2 separate regions of the Homo sapiens genome follow, and region 2 is linked to region 1. The links are chromatin loops, found by intact Hi-C in ENCODE. Cell type or tissue: ascending aorta. All regions are shown on one strand. Each heading gives the region's core, and the rest is flanking DNA. Links, peaks and the distances in the headings are about the cores only. Region 1 has its middle 120 kb from the start of MIR365B. Region 2 has its middle 71 kb from the start of COPRS.

Region 1 (9,193 bases), core at 6,539-9,038:
AGAATTAATATTATTAGACTGTCTATGCTACCCAAAGTGATTTACAGATTCAGTGCACTCTCTACCAAAATTTGAATGTCAGTTTTTCACAAAAATAGAAAAAAAAGATTCATAAATTCATATGGAACCACAGGAGACCCTGAATAGCCAAAACAATCTTGGGCAAAAAGAACAAAACTGGAAGCATCACACTACTAATTTCAAAGTACATTATAAATCAACTGTAATCCAAAGAACATGGTACTGGCATAAAAACAGACCCAGCAGTGAAACAGGATAGAAAGCCTAGGAATAAACCCAGGCATTTATGGTCAATTGATTTATGACAAAGGCACAAAAGAATACACAATGGGGAAATAACGGTCTCTTCAATAAATGGCATTTGGAAAACTGGAAATAATCAATTACGCACATGCAGAAGAATGAAATTGGATCCTTATCTCACATCATATACAAAAATCAACACAAAATGGATTAAAGATTATTAAAAGACCTAAAACTATAAAGCTACTAGAAGAAAACATAAGGAAAAACCTCCATGGCATTGGTCTGGGTGATGATATTTTGGATATGATCCCAAAAGCACAGGCACCAAAAGCAAAAGTAGATGAATGGGATTGCATCAAACCCAAAAGCTTCTGCACAGCAAAGAAAACAATTAACAAAATGAAGAGACAACCCACAAAGTGGGAGAAAATGTTTGCAAACCATACATCTGATAAGCGGTTAATATCAAAAATATATAAGGAACTCAACTCAATAGCAATAAGATAAATAACCTGATTTTAAAATGGACAAAAGACCTGAACAGCCATTTCTCAAAAGAAGACATGCCAATGGCCAATAGGTTCATGAAAAAATGCTCACCGTCACTGATCATTAGAGAAATACAAATTAAAGCCACAATGAGCTATCACTTCCCACCTGTTAGGGTGACTATTATCAGAAAGATAAAAGATTACAAGTGTTGGTGAGAATGTAGAGAAAAGGGAACCCTTGTACACTGTAGGGGGGCATGTAAATTAGTACAGCTACTACAGAAAACAGAAAGGATGTTCCTCAAAAAACTAAAAATAGAACTACCATATTATCCAGCAGTCCTACTACTGAGTATATATTCAAAGGAAATGAAATCAGTATATTGGAGAGACATCTACACTCTCATGTTTATTGTAGCATTATTCACAATAGCCAAGATATGGAATGAACCTAAGTGTCCATCAACAAATGAATGGATAAAGAAAATGTGGTACATATACATGATGGAATACTATTCAGCCTTGAAAAAGGAAAGCCTGTCATTTGTGACAATGTGGATGAACCTGGAGGACCTTATGCTAAGTGAAATAAGGCCGACACAGACAAATACCAAATAATTTCACTTATACAAGCGTACCTTGCTTCAGTGTGCTTTGCAGATAGTGCTTTTTTTAAAAAATAAATTGAAGGTTAGTGGCAAGCCTTTGTTGAGCAAGTCTATCACCACCATTTTCGCAACAGCATAATCTCACTTTGTATTTCTGTGTTATCATGTTAGCAGTAAAGTATTTTGAAATTAAGGTATGTGGCCAGGCACGGTGGCTCATGCCTGTAATCCCAGCACTTTGGGAGGCTGAGGCGGGTGGATCGCCTGAAGTCAGGAGTCCGAGACCAGCCTGGCCAACATGGTGAAACCCCGTCTCTACTAAAAATACAAAAATTAGCTGGACATGGTGGCAGGCGCTTGTAATCCCAGCTACTCAGGAGGCTGAGGCAGGAGAATCACTTGAACCCCGGGAGGTGGAGGTTGCAGTGAGCCGAGATGGTGCCATTGCACTGCAGCCTGGGCAACCAGAGCGAGACTTTGTCTCAAACAAAACAAAACAAAACAAAATTAAGGTATGCACATTTTTAGACATAATGTTATTACACACTTAATAGACTACAGTACAGTGTAAACAAAACTTATATGTACTGGGAAACCCCCAAATTTGTGATTTGCTTTATTGTGATACTTGCTTTTTTGTGACAGTTTAGAATCAAGCCTACAATATCTCTGAGATATGCCTGTTTGTGAAATTTTAAAAAGCTGAACTCATAGAAGTAGAGAGTAGAATGATGGTTATCAGAGGCTGGGAGTGGGGGCAGGAAAGGGGAAGTTATTGGTCAAATTGTACAGTCCGAGTTAAATAGCAGATTAAATGCAACTGAAGCAATAACTGGTGAGCTGGAATTCCTCAGGTAGGAGGAATAAGTTTGGAGGTCTATTGCATAGCAGGATGACTAAAGTCAATTATAATGTAAATGTATTGTGTATTTCAAAATAACGAAGAGTGGGCTGGCCGTGGTGGCTCACACCTGTAATTCTAGCACTTTGGGAGGCTGAGGTGGGTGGATTGCTTGAGCTCAGGAGTTCGAGACCAGCCTGGGCAACATGGCGAAACCCCATCTGTACAAAAAATACAAAAAATTAGCCAGGTGTGGTGGTGGATGCCTGTAGTCCCAGCTACTTTGTGGGGGGCTGAGGCAGGAGGATCTCTTGAACCCAGGAAGTTGAGGCTGCAGTGAGCCAAGATTGCGCCACTGAACTCCAGCCTGGGGGCCAAAGTGAGACTGTCTCAAAAAATGAAAAACAAAAACTAAGAGTAAATTTCAAATTTCTTACCACCAAAAACAAGTGAGGTGATATGATGGGTATGTTAATTATCTTGATTTAATCATTCCACATTGTATACATATATCAAAACATCACATTGTACCCCACAAATATATACAACTATGATTTTTCAATTAAAAATATTAATTTTTAAAAATAAAAGAAATGAAGAAAATTAAATTTAAAAAACATTCTGTTGCGTAAGAAGCAATAAAATGCATTATCAACAGAGCTATCTTCCAGCTCACCAGTTATCTCTTCAGTTGCATTTAATCTGCTATTTAATTCATCTATTGGGTTTTACATTTCAGTGGCTTTCTGTATTTTTCTACAGAAAAATACAGTTCTACAGTTCAAGTTGGGCATTTTCCAAATATGCTTGTTCTTTGTAATGACATCTTTCTTTTTCTTGTTTTGAGCCCCTTCCTTTATGTTGTTAATTATTTAAGGCTTACTTATTTTGAAGTTTCTATGTTTGTTCTAATGGTTGAACATTTGGCAAGGTTGATCAAATCTATTGCTTACTCTGTCTGATTCTTGCTCACATACATAACTTGTAATTTTGGACTATGAGCTCATCTATGGTAGCCCTCTCTCTGTGGGAATCATACGCAGCCTTCATTGAGAGCATGCCCTCCAGAGTAGTTTTGTGTTTGTTACTGTCAGGAATCCTAGGGGTGTCACTGTCTTGAAGATAGTCATTAGGTTACATGACCAGTTTGGGAGTTCCTGGACTGCAGGAGTACAATCAAACTTTCTCACCTGACATGAGGTGAAGCCCCACAGTTCCAGCCCTTGGGGGAGATTTTTTCCCACTCAGAGACTAGGATAGAGCAGAAAAGCTTCCTTATAACCTCTTCACTCCCCTCTACCTCCTACCCCCACCCCATACAACTACAGCATTAACTCAAAAGCTTATTCCTTTGATATTTACTCCTCTCTCAATTTTTGGTCCCTGGGAATTTCCTTACTCACTTGAGCTCTTAGCTCTGCTTTTCAGAGGCCAGCTATTGTATTTTATCCATAATTTCTAGGTGCCTATTAGTGGGAGAGTTTTCAGGTTATCTAAGTGAATCCTATTTCCAAGACCATGAGGCTTACTATTTGTTTTTGTTAATCATTGTGTCCCTTTTGCCTATTATAATGCCTGAAAAGAAAAAAAGTATTTAATTAATATTCTCTTTTTTTTTGAGACAGAGTCTCACTCTGTCACCCAGGCTGGAGTGCAGTGGTGCAATATCAGCTCACTGCAACCTCTGCCTCCTGAGTTCAAGTGATTCTCCTACCTTCAGCCTCCTGAGTAGCTGGGATTACAGGCATACACCACCTTGTCTGGCTAATTTTTATATTTTTAGTAGAGACAAGGTTTTGCCATGTTGGCCAGGCTGGTCTCGAACTCCTGACCTCAAGTGATCCGCCAGCCTCAGCCTCCCAAAGTGCTGGGATTACAGGTGCGAGCAACTGTGCCCAGCCTCTCTTCTTTTGTTCTTAGTTTCTCTTGGTAACCGAGATCTTTAAACCTCTTGGCTGTCCCCCAGTGCCCAGCAGATCATGGCCCACAGCAAGCACTCAAGAAATTTTTGTGGAATACATTGAAAGAATAAATTGGACAGATGAGGACTCTGATACCAGAGATGTGAAGCAACTTAAGTCTCTGGAAGTTCCGTGCTGGTAAAGGGGATTTCTAGATGTTGTTGTCCACTTACATTTCTGTTTTCCACAAATTAACCCGTCCCAGCAGTCATAGGAAGACTTTCCCCCTCTAGTCATGCCCTCTGGATCTGATTTGATTGGAGAGTGTGGTCCTGTGCGCCCACTCTCTTCTCCAGGTGTCAAGATGTCAGTACCTCATACCCAAGAGCTGCAAGTCTAATGACCCCAAAGGGGTTGTTGGTGGTGGCAACTGAGAGCGTAGGAGAGAGGAAGAAGGAAAGCGAGAGAGAGAGTGGCCATCGAGGAGAATGGAAGTGCTCTGTGTGCTTCCAGATCACCTCATCTGTGGTCTGCTGCACCATTGCTGATTTCCATTCCCTCTTTTTATTTATTATGATTAAATTTGAACTCTTGGTAAGAGGTCACTTGTTTTAGCTAAGAATGACTTGATTGATTTATTCCTCTTAGTGTCAAAGAATAACAAACCTTGTCCTAACTTGAGCCCTCCCTGGCTGTCTGGGAGTATACTCACTTTGAGCCATGTGGGCGTGGCAGTGGAGAGAGCCCTGAGCTGGGAGCCGGAAGCCCTTGGCTCCTGGCCAGGCACCGCCACTGTGTGACCATGGGCAAGTCACTTGCCCTCTCTGGACTCAGCTCTACCATCCACAACTTGAGAGGATGATCTTTAAGAGTGTTTCCAGTTGTGACATCCTGTGGTTCTATTTTACCATTACTTATTCCTTTTCTAGTGCTTCTCCTTTCTTCATGGAGATCCAGGTTTCTGACATATAATTTTCCTTCTCTCTGAAAAGCTTCTTTTAACATTTCTCACAAGGCAGGTCTACTAACAACAAATTCCCTCAGTTTTTGTTTGTATGATTCTCTGCTAGAGATCAGAAGCGTGGTAACAGAAATGAAGAGTGCTTTTTTTTTTTTTTTTTTGAGACAGAGTCTTGCTCTGTTGCCCAGAATGGAATGCAGTGGCGCATGATCAGGGCTCACAGCAGCCTCGACCTCCCAGGCTCGAGCGATCCTCCACCTCAGCCTCCCACACATAGTTGGGACTACAGGCACGTACCACCATGCCCAGCTAATTTTAAAATATTTTGTAGAATCAGGGGTCTTGCTGTGTTGCCAGAGCGAGTTTCAAACTCCTGGTCTCAAGTGATCCTAGCACCTTGGCCTCCCAAAGTGCTGGAATTACAGGTATGAGCCACCATGCCTGGTCGCCCTTAGCATCTTAATTATAGTTTTTTAAACATTTCTGGTCTGATTTAATTCCAACATTTCTCCCATGTCTGAGTCTGGTTCTGATGCTTGCTCAGTCTCTTCAAACTGTGTTTTTTTGTGTTTTGGTATGCCTTGTAATTTTTTTCTTGATGGCCAGACATGATGTACTGGGTAAATGGAACTGTAGTCAACAGGCCTTTAGTGATTTGGTGGTCAGATGCTGCGGGGAAAGGAAGTGTTCGATAGTCCTGTGATTAGGCCTCAGTCTGTTGGTGAGCCTGTGCCCTTGGGCTGTGATCTTCACAAGTGATTCTCAGTACCCCCTCCTTAGGTGGAAAAGGGTGGCTAGAGGGGGCTAGAGTTGGCTATTTCTCTTCCCCCGGGTTATTGGGCTCTCATAAAGCCCCAGTAGGTTAGGCTATGATAAAACAGTTTGTATTGAGCGCAGTCCTTATTTATTTATTTATTTATTTTGAGATGGAGTCTTGCACTGTCACCCCTGCTGGAGTGCAATGGCGTGATCTTGGCTCACTGCAACCCCCGCCTCTTGGGTTCAAGCGATTCTCCTGCCTCAGCCTCCCGAGTAGCTGGGATTGCAGGGGCCCACCACCAGGCCCGGCTAATTTTTTTGTATTTTCAGTAGAGATGGGGTTTCACTATATTGGCCAGGCTGGTCTCAAACTCCTGACCTCATGATCCACCCGCCTCAGCCTCCCAAAGTGCTGGCATGACAGGCGTGAGCCACCACGCCCGGCCATCCTTCTTACAGAGAACAGAATGCTCTGGTGCATTTCAGAATGGCTACTTTTCACCTCCTCCTGCTGGGAACACTGGATTTTTCTCTGATCATCACTGTGAGAAGCTGTTAGAGCTCCTGTAGATAAGACTCACACAAGAGTGAGGGCTCGCCTGCAACTGGGCTCCCTCGGGGTTTTACTCTCAGACTCGTCCACGCTGAGACTCCAGCAATTACCAGTTACGGTTCAGGTTTTCCTGCCCCAATACTGGTTCCCACAGTGGTTTCTGCTCAGGTTTTCTGTCCTGCTAAGTTGTGATTTTCTGTGTACTCCTGTCTGTCTCTCCAGTTTTGGGGTAGGATGCGATGTGTAGCTATAGAATAAACGAAGCAAGGTTAAAAATGAAGCATAGCAAAAAAGGCTGGAGGTGGAATCATGGGTGATTTTTCTTTCTCTGGGGAGGCACTTTTGCTCTGCTCACTGCATTTTCTACGTTTCCTTTAGTGAGAATGTATCTTTCTTGTAATGGCAAACAAACCATATTAAAATAATATTTTAAAGGCTGTTCCATTTTGTGCTGCTGGGAGATGGGAGACCTGGTTGACCCTCACGTCCATGCCCGGACCCACCAGGGACATCGATGGGTTGGAAGGTGTCAGGGGAATGTGTCGGTGATGAGATGAGAGCACCACAGCTGCCCGTGCTGGCAGCAGCTGCTCAAACAGAGGCTATTCTGCTTAAAAAAATAAAGATAGGGCCATCCTTATGGCCTGGTATGGTCCTAGGGAAAAAGAATTAGTTGCCTTCTAAGGGAATCTGGAGGGCAGAAGCAGCACTGCTGGGGGACGCCTCAAGCTTGCAGGGACCCAACTTTTGGCTTAATAGAAGAAAGACTGGCCAACCTTGCAAACTGTCCAAGATTAGAGGCAGCATAGCCTTAAGAGACAGTGAGCCCCTCGTCACTGGGAGAGTATAACCGAGGTTGCTGACCACTGTTAGGGACACTGCAGTGGACCTTTCCTGCAGTGCTTCGAGACTGTGGTAGAGGAGCTCAAAGCTGCCCTTTCATTTGTTAAGGGAGAAGGAATGAATTGAAAGAAGAGGAATTAATACCATCATGGCCAAGAGAGGGGCCTCTCAAGTCAGACAGCTGGCTTTAAGCGCTGGATCTGCTACTTACTAGCCGTGCAATTTTAGGCAAGTTGCTGGACCTATGTGTGACTCAGTTTTCTCATCTGCAAAATGGGTGAAATAAGAGGGTGGCTGTGATCAATAAATGAGATAGCACACGAAGGGCTTGCTGCGGGGCCCTGTACACAATAGCTCTGTAAATGAGGTTGGCAATGGGGGCGTCATTTTCCAAGACACCAGAGATTTCAGGCCTCCTGCCACTTGCCAAGCTCCCAAGTCACTCATTTCCTCATCTGTCGGCCTTGTCACATTTGGAATTTTAGCATCTGTTGGTCAAAAGTCATATTCTGTATTTGGCTGAACTAATTTTATCCCAGATTATTTCTAACAGAGTCAACATTCTTCCCCCTCCTGCCTCTGAATCTTCTCAAAGGTAGACATTCTCCAGGCAGGCTGCTCTCTTAGCTTGGTTTCCTTGGCCTCCCTCCCTGTGTCGGTGCCCAGAATGTAATAACAAATCCCGTCTCCCAGCCAGGAGCTGGGTGCCCAGGAATTCCGGCCCTGCTCGGCCAGCTCTGTTTGCCAGCGCATCTGTTTCTAATCAGTGCAGCAGGACGCATTCTTTCTGCCGAGTGTGCAGGCCCGGAGCCTGGGGACTGTGCTAATTGATTGCTAAATGGATCTTGTCATTTCCAAAAGAGGCCTCTAGGCCTGCCCTTTGCTCTGCCTCTGCTCTCCACGGGCTGAAGAGCTTAAGAATTAACTCATCCACTGCCTTTGTCGGGAGGCGAGGACTGTCCCGAACTTCAGTGCTGGGAATGCACCAGGAGCCTTGGACAAAAAGCCTCTGCTCTTCGTAAAGAGATTCACGGCTGAAAAAGCCCTGCCATGGACATGACCCCATTTCATTCTCCTGGTGGCTTATAGGGGTAGGCCTGACCCCACTGGACAGATGAAGAAATCAAGGCTCAGGGGTGTGAGTTGAGTGGCCCGGGTCACGCAGAGCTGCTAGCAAGGATGAGACTGTCTTGAGCCTGACTCATGCTGGGTCCAGGTTCTGTCCCCAGACCTCAGCCCATTGGCAGTGTCTGGCCGGGGCTTGCTATTGAGGTTGCAGAGAAAGTGGACAGCACAAGGTCTGTTGACGGGGCTGTCTGGGTCGGCAGGACACCCACAGGTGTCTTGGTGTCTGGCTGCCCTGTCCTGATAAGAGCACCAGAATGGGGAAGATATTGCTCATGTTCAGGGGTGTAGCGCTGCACCTCAAGCTTCCTTTCCTAGCAGTGCAGCCCCTCCCATCCCAGCATCCTTGCACCAAGGCCTCTGGGCTTCCCTGGCACTTACAGAAGTATTGAGTCACCATCTGTTTTCTCGTCTGTCTCCCCAGCTTGAAGCCAGGGATTGTTGTCTTTCTGCCTCTAAATCTCTGCCTTGAACAGGGTCTGCTCATAGTAGGTGGTCAACACATAAATGCAGAATGAATGAATGAATGACTCGTCCTGGACTGTCTTCTGTGATTTCCTTCTCCTTGGTCTCTTGGCAGGATTGGTCAGAGAACAAGATTTCAGTTTACTCTCAGCAGAACCCTGTAGCACTCAGATGCCTCAGTTCCTGACAAAATCTCTCAGCTTCAGTTTTCACATATGTCAAATGGGATGATTCCGTGTGTCCACCATGGGCTGGTTGGAGGACCAGTTGAGATAATGGAAATTTGAACATTATGCTCATGTGAATGCTGTGTGTATATGTGTGTGTGTGTGTGTGTGTGTGTGTTGTTGGTTTGGTTGTTTTTTGTTTGTTTGTTTGT
Region 2 (9,193 bases), core at 2,984-5,483, 92 kb before region 1:
TGGCCGCAAGGAGATACCACAAAGGAGTGGAGGAAAGAGATGGAAACATAAGTAGAGGAAACTACATGTGCAAAAGCCTAGAGGCAAGAGTGAGTATGGAGAACTCAGAAATAGCAAGTATTGACTCTATGTGAAATGTGACGTTGGGGAGGGATAAAAGAGAACTGGAAAAAACAGGCAGGGCCAGATCATAAAAGGCCTTAAAAGCCGAAGTGGGGAGTCTGTACTTTATCCCGATGACAATGGGGAGCTCCCGGAAGTAGAGCAGTGCCTTCAGGGATGAGTTTATCTGTGCAGTGTGACTAGATGGAAGGGATGCTGCAGGCATCCTCATGAGAGATGATGGTGGTCTGGGATCAGGTAGTGACAGTGGGGATGGAGAGAAGTGGACAGAGTCAAGAGACTGAGCATTTCTGGAGCTCTCTCTGCACAGTTCTCTCCTCTCTGGTACTCTGTCCTGTGAGATCCAGCTGCCTTTCCTTTGCTGCGTTGTGGCCTGAAAACCCGAGCTGTAACTGGACAACTGGGGGGCTTGCCTGGTCTGTTTCCCCCTACTCAGGAATCACTGTCCTTTGTTAACCATGTCCAATGCCCTGAAAACTCTTGTTTCATATATTTTGTCTGTTTTTTGGTTGCTTCAGTCAGGAGTATAAATCTGGTCTCTATTATTTCACCTTGATTGGAAGTGAAAGTCCTTCTATTTCATTTTTCTATATAAGAATTATTTAAGAAAGTTTGGCTGGGCACAGTGGCTCACGCCTGTAATCCCAACACTTTGAGAGGCTGAAGCGGGTGGATCACTTGAGGCCAGGAGTTTGAGATCAGCCTGGCCAAGATGACGAAACCTGGTCTCTACTAAAAATACAAAAATTAGCCAAGCATGGTGGCATACACTTGTAGTCCCAGCTACTTGGGAGGCTGGGCAGGAGAATCACTTGAACCCAGGAAGCGGACGTTGCAGTGAGCCGAGATCACTCCCACTGCACTCCAGCTTGGGCAATAGAGCAAGACTCTGTCTAAAAATAAAAATAAATAAAAAAAAAATAGGGAAAGAATTCTAGATGGTAGGAACAGGGTGATCAAAGGCTCAGAATCAGAGACGGGAAAATGCAGGCCTTTTCAGAGGGGCATATGCTGTCTGATATTGCGTTGGCTTGGCATTCTCAGTGGGGCTAGGCAGAGAACAGTGGAAAGCTACACTGGGATGGAATGTGGCAGGTCTTAAAGGAGAGGCAAAAAATATTGTATTGTGAAGGCAATGGGGAGCCATGGAAGGTTCTTGAGTAGAGAGGGGGAATAGCATGGTTTTTTTTTTTTGCCTGCCAGGCAAGTAGTTTTGACAGAAGAGCTAGCCTCAGTATAGTTCAAAGGTCCAGTTTTAGGGCTGGTTTCAGAAGTTGAGATCTAGTGGATACCTTAAAAGAACTGGTATAAAAACTTTTTATTATAGGCCAGGTGCAGTGGCTCATGCTTATAATTCCAACACTTGGGAAGGCAGAGGTGGGAGGACTACCTGAGGCAGGAGTTTGAGACCAGTATGGGCAACATAGCAAGACCCTGTCTCTACAAAAAACAAGAACAAAACTAATCAGGCATGGTGGCGCACACTTGTAGTCCTAACTATTCAGGAGGCTGAGGAGGGAGGATTGCGTGCGCTCGGGAGGTTGAGGCTTCAGTGAGCTATGATCGCGCTGGAGTGCAGCCTGGACAACAGAGTGAGACCTTGTCTCAAAGAAACAAACAAAACCAAACAAAACCACAATACCATTTTCACACCTACAAAAAATGAACATATTCTCTAATATCATGAAATCTCTATTAAGATGTTCATATTCTAATTGTATTATAATTTTGATGACTTTTACACATAAAATTTGTTTTAAAACACTTTAAGTTTCCTTCTTCCATCTAAGAAGATGTCACACTCATCTAGAGACCAGCTCAAGTTCGGCTCAGGGAACATTTAGGTCTTCCTACTGTGTTGCGGTTCACTGACTTTGGAAGTTTCACTGACGATGGTGGAAGTAACGAGTTACAGCACTGGTCCCATCTCGCACTGAGTTGGGTTCAAGCACATCTGGTGAACTAGTGGGGCATCTCTGCACAGTGAACCCGTTAAAGGAAGTGTCAGGAACCAGCCTTGACAGCTTGGCCTAGCAAGCGGAGCAAGGAGTGATGCTGGGTACTGTGTGGCCACTGTCCCTCTGATTTGTCCCTTGGCTTTGTCTCATTTTGAGTGAAAACTGTGAGGACAAATTCTAAAACTGTTTAAGATGTTGGGGGCATGAGCGGAGTAGAGTTGGTACCCCCATAAGAGAAAGGCGGGGAGTGGTGTGGTGCTCTCCACCAGACCCCCTTGGTCAGAGACTGGTAAGGTGGGCAGAGGAGGGGGCAGGATTTCTGTAGGTGCAGTGTCATCACAGGGGAATCCCTGGAGCCAGAGGAGGGGAAATCCCTTCAAACACCACCCAGACACTACCCCGCTTGTTTGTGAGCACATTGGAGATGGCCCCTGGGGAATGCAAGCTACTTGATGAAGGTAGGGAAGTACTGAACACGACTCTGTGAAGGTTCTTATTACCCCACCTTCCATGTGTGAGAACTGAGTTCAAATGGAGGGAAGAGTCACGCAACCAGGAAGCAAGGTGTCTTTTCATTTTTATTTATTTACTTATTTATTTTTTGAGACAGAGTCTCACTCTGTTGCCCAGGCTGCAGTGCATTGGCATGATCTGGGCTCACTGCAACCTCTGCCTGTGGGTTCAGCCTCCCAAGTAGCTGGGATTACAGGTGTGCACCACCACACCCAGCTAATTTTTGTATTTTTATTTATTATTTGTTTATTTATTTATTGAGATGGGGTCTTGCTCTGTTGCCCAGGCTGGAGTGCAGTGGTATAATCTCAGCTCACTGCAACTTCTGCCTCCCCGGCTCAAGTGATCCTCCTACCTCGGCCTCCTTAGTAGCTGGGACTACAGGCCTACTCCAACATGCCTGCTAATTTTTTGTATTTTCAGTAGCGACGGGGTTTTACCATGTTGCCCAAGCTGGTCTTGTGAACTCAAGTGATCTGCCCGCCTCGGCCTCTCAAAGTGTTGGGATTACAGGCGTGAGCCACTGTGTCTGGTCATGAGATGTGTTTAAATTCAAAGCCATCCTTCTCTCACTCTAATAATGGTTGCCACACAGAAGGGGAATGCTTTAGGAGAAGAATGCTGATGGGCTGAGTCTGTATCAGGGACCATCTGGAGACCATAAGCTGTTGCTCATCTTAACCTTCAAAACCATTCTATGAGGTCACTTTTATCCTTATTCTACAGATAGGGAAATGAGGCTCAGTTTTACTAACTTCAAAGCTCACAGTCATGGTCAAAATAGTTCATTGGATATTTCTTGGGAACATTTGGCTTTGGTTCGTGGTTCAGGAAAAAAATTGTCTTTAGATTTTCATTTCAGGGTTCAGAGAGGCTGGTTCTTTCTCATTTGGGGTTCAAGATTTAGTTTGAATATTAGGCCCTAGGAGCCTCTGGTTCTTCATAAGTGTTAAATAGATTAAATGCCATAAAGGTGACATTGAGATACTTGGGCATGTTGGGGCAGTGAGCTTTGGCTCTGGCCCGTGGCTCTAGGAGGATGGTAGCTGGTATCCATCGAGATGGATGGTGGCTGTGGGGTGTGAATGCTGAGTGATGACTTGTATTAAAGTGGATGTGGGCAAATAAAAATGAATTTTGCTTGGAACCACTTTTTATCAGGTGGCTTTCCATGCAGGATGATGTTTCACATGCATAGGCAACCTGGACCTGAGCTGGGGTGGAGTTGGGGCAGACGAGCTGTGTCTTCTCTGCCCTTTCTGATTCCAGGGCGAGGGCTGTGCCAGGAAGTGCTTCTCAGCCACTTCTCCTTAGGCACCTTTAAAGGAGCCTTTCCCCACCCCAGTCTGACTCAGAAAGTGGGGAGAAATGCCAGAGGCAGATGGAGCCAGGCACAGGCCCGGGCAAAACGTGTGAGGCTGAGTGTTTCCAACAGCAAGACACTGGAAGTGATGCAAGTGCTCAGCAGTCAAAAAGGAGAGGATGAAAGCATTCCAGTGCCCAGCCTGCACCTCAGTTGTTGTAATCACGATTCCCTGCCTCCAGTCTGGCAACTCCCCCAGCCATCATTTAATCACTCAGCAAGTATCTATCAAGCACTTATCCTGTACTGGGAAGGGCATGTTGACTGCTACTTGCTCAGCCCCCTGTTTCATTCCCCTGTGACCCTCGAAGATTCCTTTAAGTGACCAGGCAAGCCCTCCATGCCACCACTCCCTAAAAGTAGGCTCCATCTGGGCGGCTTCAGTGTGCAACCTACACAACTGTACACAGGAGCCCTGCCTCAGGCACCCATGGTGTCAATCACAGTCTTACTGCACATATAAGTACTCTGTAAACTGCATGAAGGTTAGGCTATTCCTCTTACTACTATTGTATGAGACGTCTGGGATCCTGTTCTAGAAATGTTCCTGTCATATCTCAATAGACCCCAAGAATTGTCTCCTTGTCTGAAATTTCCTGCAGTCAGCAAGCTTCCTCTCTAGGGTTCCAGGACCTTAGAATCCCCCTCTTCCCCAGCCTCTGCCTTCACTTCCTGCATCCACACAGGGGAAGGGAAGGGAACCCATGCCCTTTTATGTGTCAGGCCCATGCTGAGAAATTTACAGAGTATTCTATTTAATTTTCAACAACTTCTAGAGAAGTAGGTATTGCCACCCCCATTTTAGGATAAACTGAGATTTTTTTCTTTTTTTTTTCTTTAGGGAGAAACTGAAGCTCAAAGACATGAAATCATTTTCTTTAGATCATGCGTATGTGAAGTGGCAGACCCGGATTTGAACTTGAATTCCGTAAGACTTCAAACCCTGAAACTGTGTAGCTTCATATCCTGGCTCTTCTGCCTACTATTGTGTGTACCTTGGGAAATTACTAAATCTCTTGATGCTTCTCTTTCAATCTTGGTAAAATGAGGGCGATAATAATTCTTGCCTCTCCAGGCAGTTAGGAGGATCAAAGGAGTTGAAACAAGTAAAACACTGTGAGACCGGCACACTCAATGAATATTGGCTCTTATCATCATCATCATCATCATCATCATCATCATCATCATCATCATCATTATTACTATTACTTCTCCAAGACACTTACATGACTTGGGATAATTGTTACATTTATAGAAGCAGCCCCAGGATTAAATGCTTCTTCGTCTTGGAAGCCTTGGGCCAATTTGATAACAACGGGCTTTGTATTTTCAAATATGAGAAATATCTAGAATAAACTCCCAAATGTCACAGTGGAGACTCTGTCCAGGCCGGTGATGACTCTTCCAGAGCAGCACAGGGGAGATGAGGGTGTTTTCCAGTGATGTGATTGGGTCACACAGGCCTCAAGTCATCTCTGAAAGAAATAAAAGGGAACTTGGATTTGAAAGGACATGGTGGGTCTTAAGAGATCTCTGCTTATGGTTTAAAAATTGTGTCCAATTTTCATTGCTCCATTGATTTGCGCTTCTTGGAGTTGGTTGGATGAAGTCCTCCTTAGAGGCAGGGGAATGGATTGGATGTTCGGTCCCTATGACTTCTCTCCTGTATTTTCTTCATGCTTTGAAATAATAATCCATTTCATAGTATAGTGGGTTCAGATGGCAGATCATAGACTCAGGTATTGTGGACAGACCAATCATTGTGTCCACAGCTTGACCCTGGTGGAAGGCTGTAACCCTGATGGCAAAGCCCTGGAGTCTCCCAAACCAGTCAGGGGTCCCTGCCTCTTCCCAACTTCTTTTTTTATTATTATTTTTTTATTTTTTTATTGTCCTTCACTTCCTTTTTTTAAATTATACTTTAAGTTTCAGGGTACATGTGCACAACGTGCAGGTTTGTTACATATGTATACATGTGCCATGTTGGTGTGCTGCACCCATTAACTCGTCATTTACATTAGGTATATCTCCTAATGATATCCCTCCTCCCTCCCCCCACCCCACAACAGGCCCCAGTGTGTGATGTTCCCCTTCCTGTGTCCATGTGTTCTCATTGTTCAATTCCCACCTATGAGTGAGAATATGCGGTGTTTGGTTTTTTGTCCATTTCTCAGTTTGCTGAGAATGACGGTTTCCAGCTTCATTCATGTCCCTACAAAGGACATGAACTCATCATTTTTTATGGCTGCATAGTATTCCATGGTGTATATGTGCCACATTTTCTTAATCGAGTCTATCATTGTTGGACATTTGGGTTGGTTCCAAGTCTTTGCTATTGTGAATAGTGCCACAATAAACATACGTGTGCATGTGTCTTTATAGCGGCATGGTTTATAATCCTTTGGGTATATGCCCAGTAATGGGATGGCTGGGCCAAATGGTATTTCTAGTTCTAGATCCCTGAGGAGTCGCCACACTGTCTTCCACAATGGTTGAACTAGTTTACAGTCCCACCAACGTGTAAAAGTGTTCCTATTTCTCCACATCCTCTCCAGCACGTGTTGTTTCCTGACTTTTTAATGATCGCCATTCTAAGTGGTGTGAGATGGTATCTCATTGTGGTTTTGATTTGCATTTCTCTGATGGCCAGTGATGATGAGCATATTTTCATGTGTCTTTTGGCTGCATAAATGTCTTCTTTTGAGAAGTGTCTGTTCATATCCTTCACCCACTTGGTGATGGGTTGTTTTTTTCTTGTACCTTTGTTTGAGTTCATTGTAGATTCTGGATATTAGCCCTTTGTCAGATAAGTAGATTGCAAAAATTTTCTCCCATTCTGTAGGTTGCCTGTTCACTCTGATGGTAGTTTCTTTTGCTGTGCAGAAGCTCTTTAGTTTAATTAGATCCCATGTGTCAATTTTGGCTTTTGTTGCCATTGCTTTTGGTGTTTTAGACATGAAGTCCTTGTACATGCCTATGTCCTGAATGGTATTGCCTAGGTTTTCTTCTAGGGTTTTTACGGTTTTAGGTCTAACATTTAAGTCTTTAATCTATCTTGAATTAATTTTTGTATAAGATGTAAGGAAGGGATCCAGTTTCAGCTTTCTACATATGGCTAGCCAGTTTTCCCAGCACCATTGATTAAATAGGGAATCCTTTCCCCATTTCTTGTTTTTGTCAGGTTTGTCAAAGATCAGATAGTTGTAGATATGTGGAATTATTTCTGAGGGCTCTGTTCTGTTCCATTGGTCTATATCTCTGTTTTGGTACAAGTACCATGCTGTTTTGGTTACTGTAGCCTTGTAGTATAGTTTGAAGTCAGATAGCGTGATGCCTCCAGCTTTGTTCTTTTGGCTTAGGATTGACTTGGCAATGCAGGCTCTTTTTTGGTTCCATATGAACTTTAAAGTAGCTTTTTCCAATTCTGTGAAGAAAGTCATTGGTAGCTTGATGGGGATGGCATTGAATCTATAAATTACCTTGGGCAGTATGGTCATTTTCACCATATTGATTCTTCCTACCTATGAGCATGGAATGTTCTTGCATTTGTTTGTATCCTCTTTTATTTCGTTGAGCAGTGGTTTGTAGTTCTCCTTGAAGAGGTCCTTCACATCCCTTGTAAGTTGGATTCCTAGGTATTTTATTCTCTTTGAAGCAATTGTGAATGGGAGTTCACTCATGATTTGGCTCTCTGTTTGTCTGTTATTGGTGTATAAGAATGCTTGTGATTTTTGCACGTTGATTTTGTATCCTGAGACTTTGCTGAAGTTGCTTATCAGCTTAAGGAGATTTGGGGCTGAGACGACGGGGTTTTCCAGATATACAATCATGTCATCTGCAAACAGGGGCAATTTAACTTCCTCTTTTCCTAATTGAATACAATTTATTTCCTTCTCCTGCCTGATTGCCCTGGCCAGAACTTCCAACACTATGTTGAATAGGAGAAGTGAGAGAGGGCATCCCTGTCTTGTGCCAGTTTTCAAAGGGAATGCTTCCAGTTTTAGCCCATTCAGTATGATATTGGCTGTGGGTTTGTCATAGATAGCTCTTATTATTTTGAGATACGTCCCATCAATACCTAATTTATTGAGAGTTTTTAGCATGAAGTGTTGTTGAACTTTGTCAAAGGCCTTTTCTGCATCTACTGAGATAATCATGTGGTTTTTGTCTTTGGTTCTGTTTATATGCTGGATTACATTTATTGATTTGTGTATGTTGAACCAGCCTTGCATCCCAGGGATGAAGCCCACTTGATCATGGTGGATAAGCTTTTTGATGTGCTGCTGGATTTGGTTTGCCAGTATTTTATTGAGGATTTTTGCATCGATGTTCATCAGGGATAGTGGTCTAAAATTCTCTTTTTTTGTTGTGTCTCTGCCAGGCTTTGGTATCAGGATAATGCTGGCCTCTTAAAATGAGTTAGGGAGGATTCCCTCTTTTTCTATTGATTGGAATATTTTCAGAAGGAATGGTACCAGCTCCTCCTTGTACCTTTGGTAGAATACGGCTGTGAATCCATCTGGTCCTGGACTTTTTTTTGTTGGTAGCCTATTAATTATTGCTTTAATTTCAGAGCCTGTTATTGGTCTATTAAGAGATTCATCTTCTTCCTGGTTTAGTCTTGGAAGGGTCTATGTGTCGAGGAATTTATCCATTTCTTCTAGATTTTCTAATTTATTTGCATAGAGGTGTTTATAGTATTCTCTGATGGTAGTTTGTATTTCTGTGGGATCGGTGGTGATATCCCCTTTATCATTTTTTATTGCGTCTATTTGATACTTCTCTCTTTTCTTCTTTATTAGTCTTGCTAGCAGTCTAACAATTTTGTTGACCTTTCGAAAAACCAGCTCCTGGATTCACTGATTTTTTGAAGGGTTTTTTGTGTCTCTATTTCCTTCAGTTCTGCTCTGATCTTAGTTATTTCTTGCCTTCTGCTAGCTTTTGAATGTGTTTGCTCTTGCTTCTCTAGTGCTTTTAATTATGATGTTAGGGTGTCAATTTTAGATCTTTTCTGCTTTCTCTTGTGGGCATTTAGTGCTATAAATTTCCCCCTACACACTGCTTTGAATGTGTCCCAGAGATTCTGGTATGTTGTGTGTTTGATCTCATTGGTTTCAAAGAATATCTTTATTTCTGCCTTCATTTCGTTATGTACCCAGTAGTCATTCAGGAGCAGGTTGCTCAGTTTCCATGTAGTTGAGTGGTTTTGAGTGAGCTTCTTAATCCTGAGTTCTAG

What was found. Hi-C counts contacts between places; a loop is a spot of excess contacts. Peaks named below come from ENCODE experiments on the same cell type or tissue, not always from the same donor. Only the 100,000 strongest peaks of a DNase experiment are listed, where the experiment ranks them.
Region 2: a loop joins it to region 1, with 3 times the contacts of the local background. A loop is called at or near these places in 4 of 110 quality-filtered maps.

What each region holds. Positions count from the first base shown.
Region 1 is chr17:31,695,190-31,704,382 of GRCh38, reverse strand. No RefSeq gene overlaps it. Among named protein-coding and RNA genes, the nearest start is that of MIR365B, 120 kb to the right of the region's middle. RefSeq lists an enhancer at 8,004-8,504. In ascending aorta, for the core only: no CTCF peak of the experiment used is centred there; DNase peaks (open chromatin) are centred at 7,942, 8,432 and 8,692; H3K27ac peaks cover 2,500 bases.
Region 2 is chr17:31,783,210-31,792,402 of GRCh38, reverse strand. No RefSeq gene overlaps it. Among named protein-coding and RNA genes, the nearest start is that of COPRS, 71 kb to the left of the region's middle. RefSeq lists an enhancer at 4,000-4,500. In ascending aorta, for the core only: no CTCF peak of the experiment used is centred there; a DNase peak (open chromatin) is centred at 3,952; H3K27ac peaks cover 1,704 bases.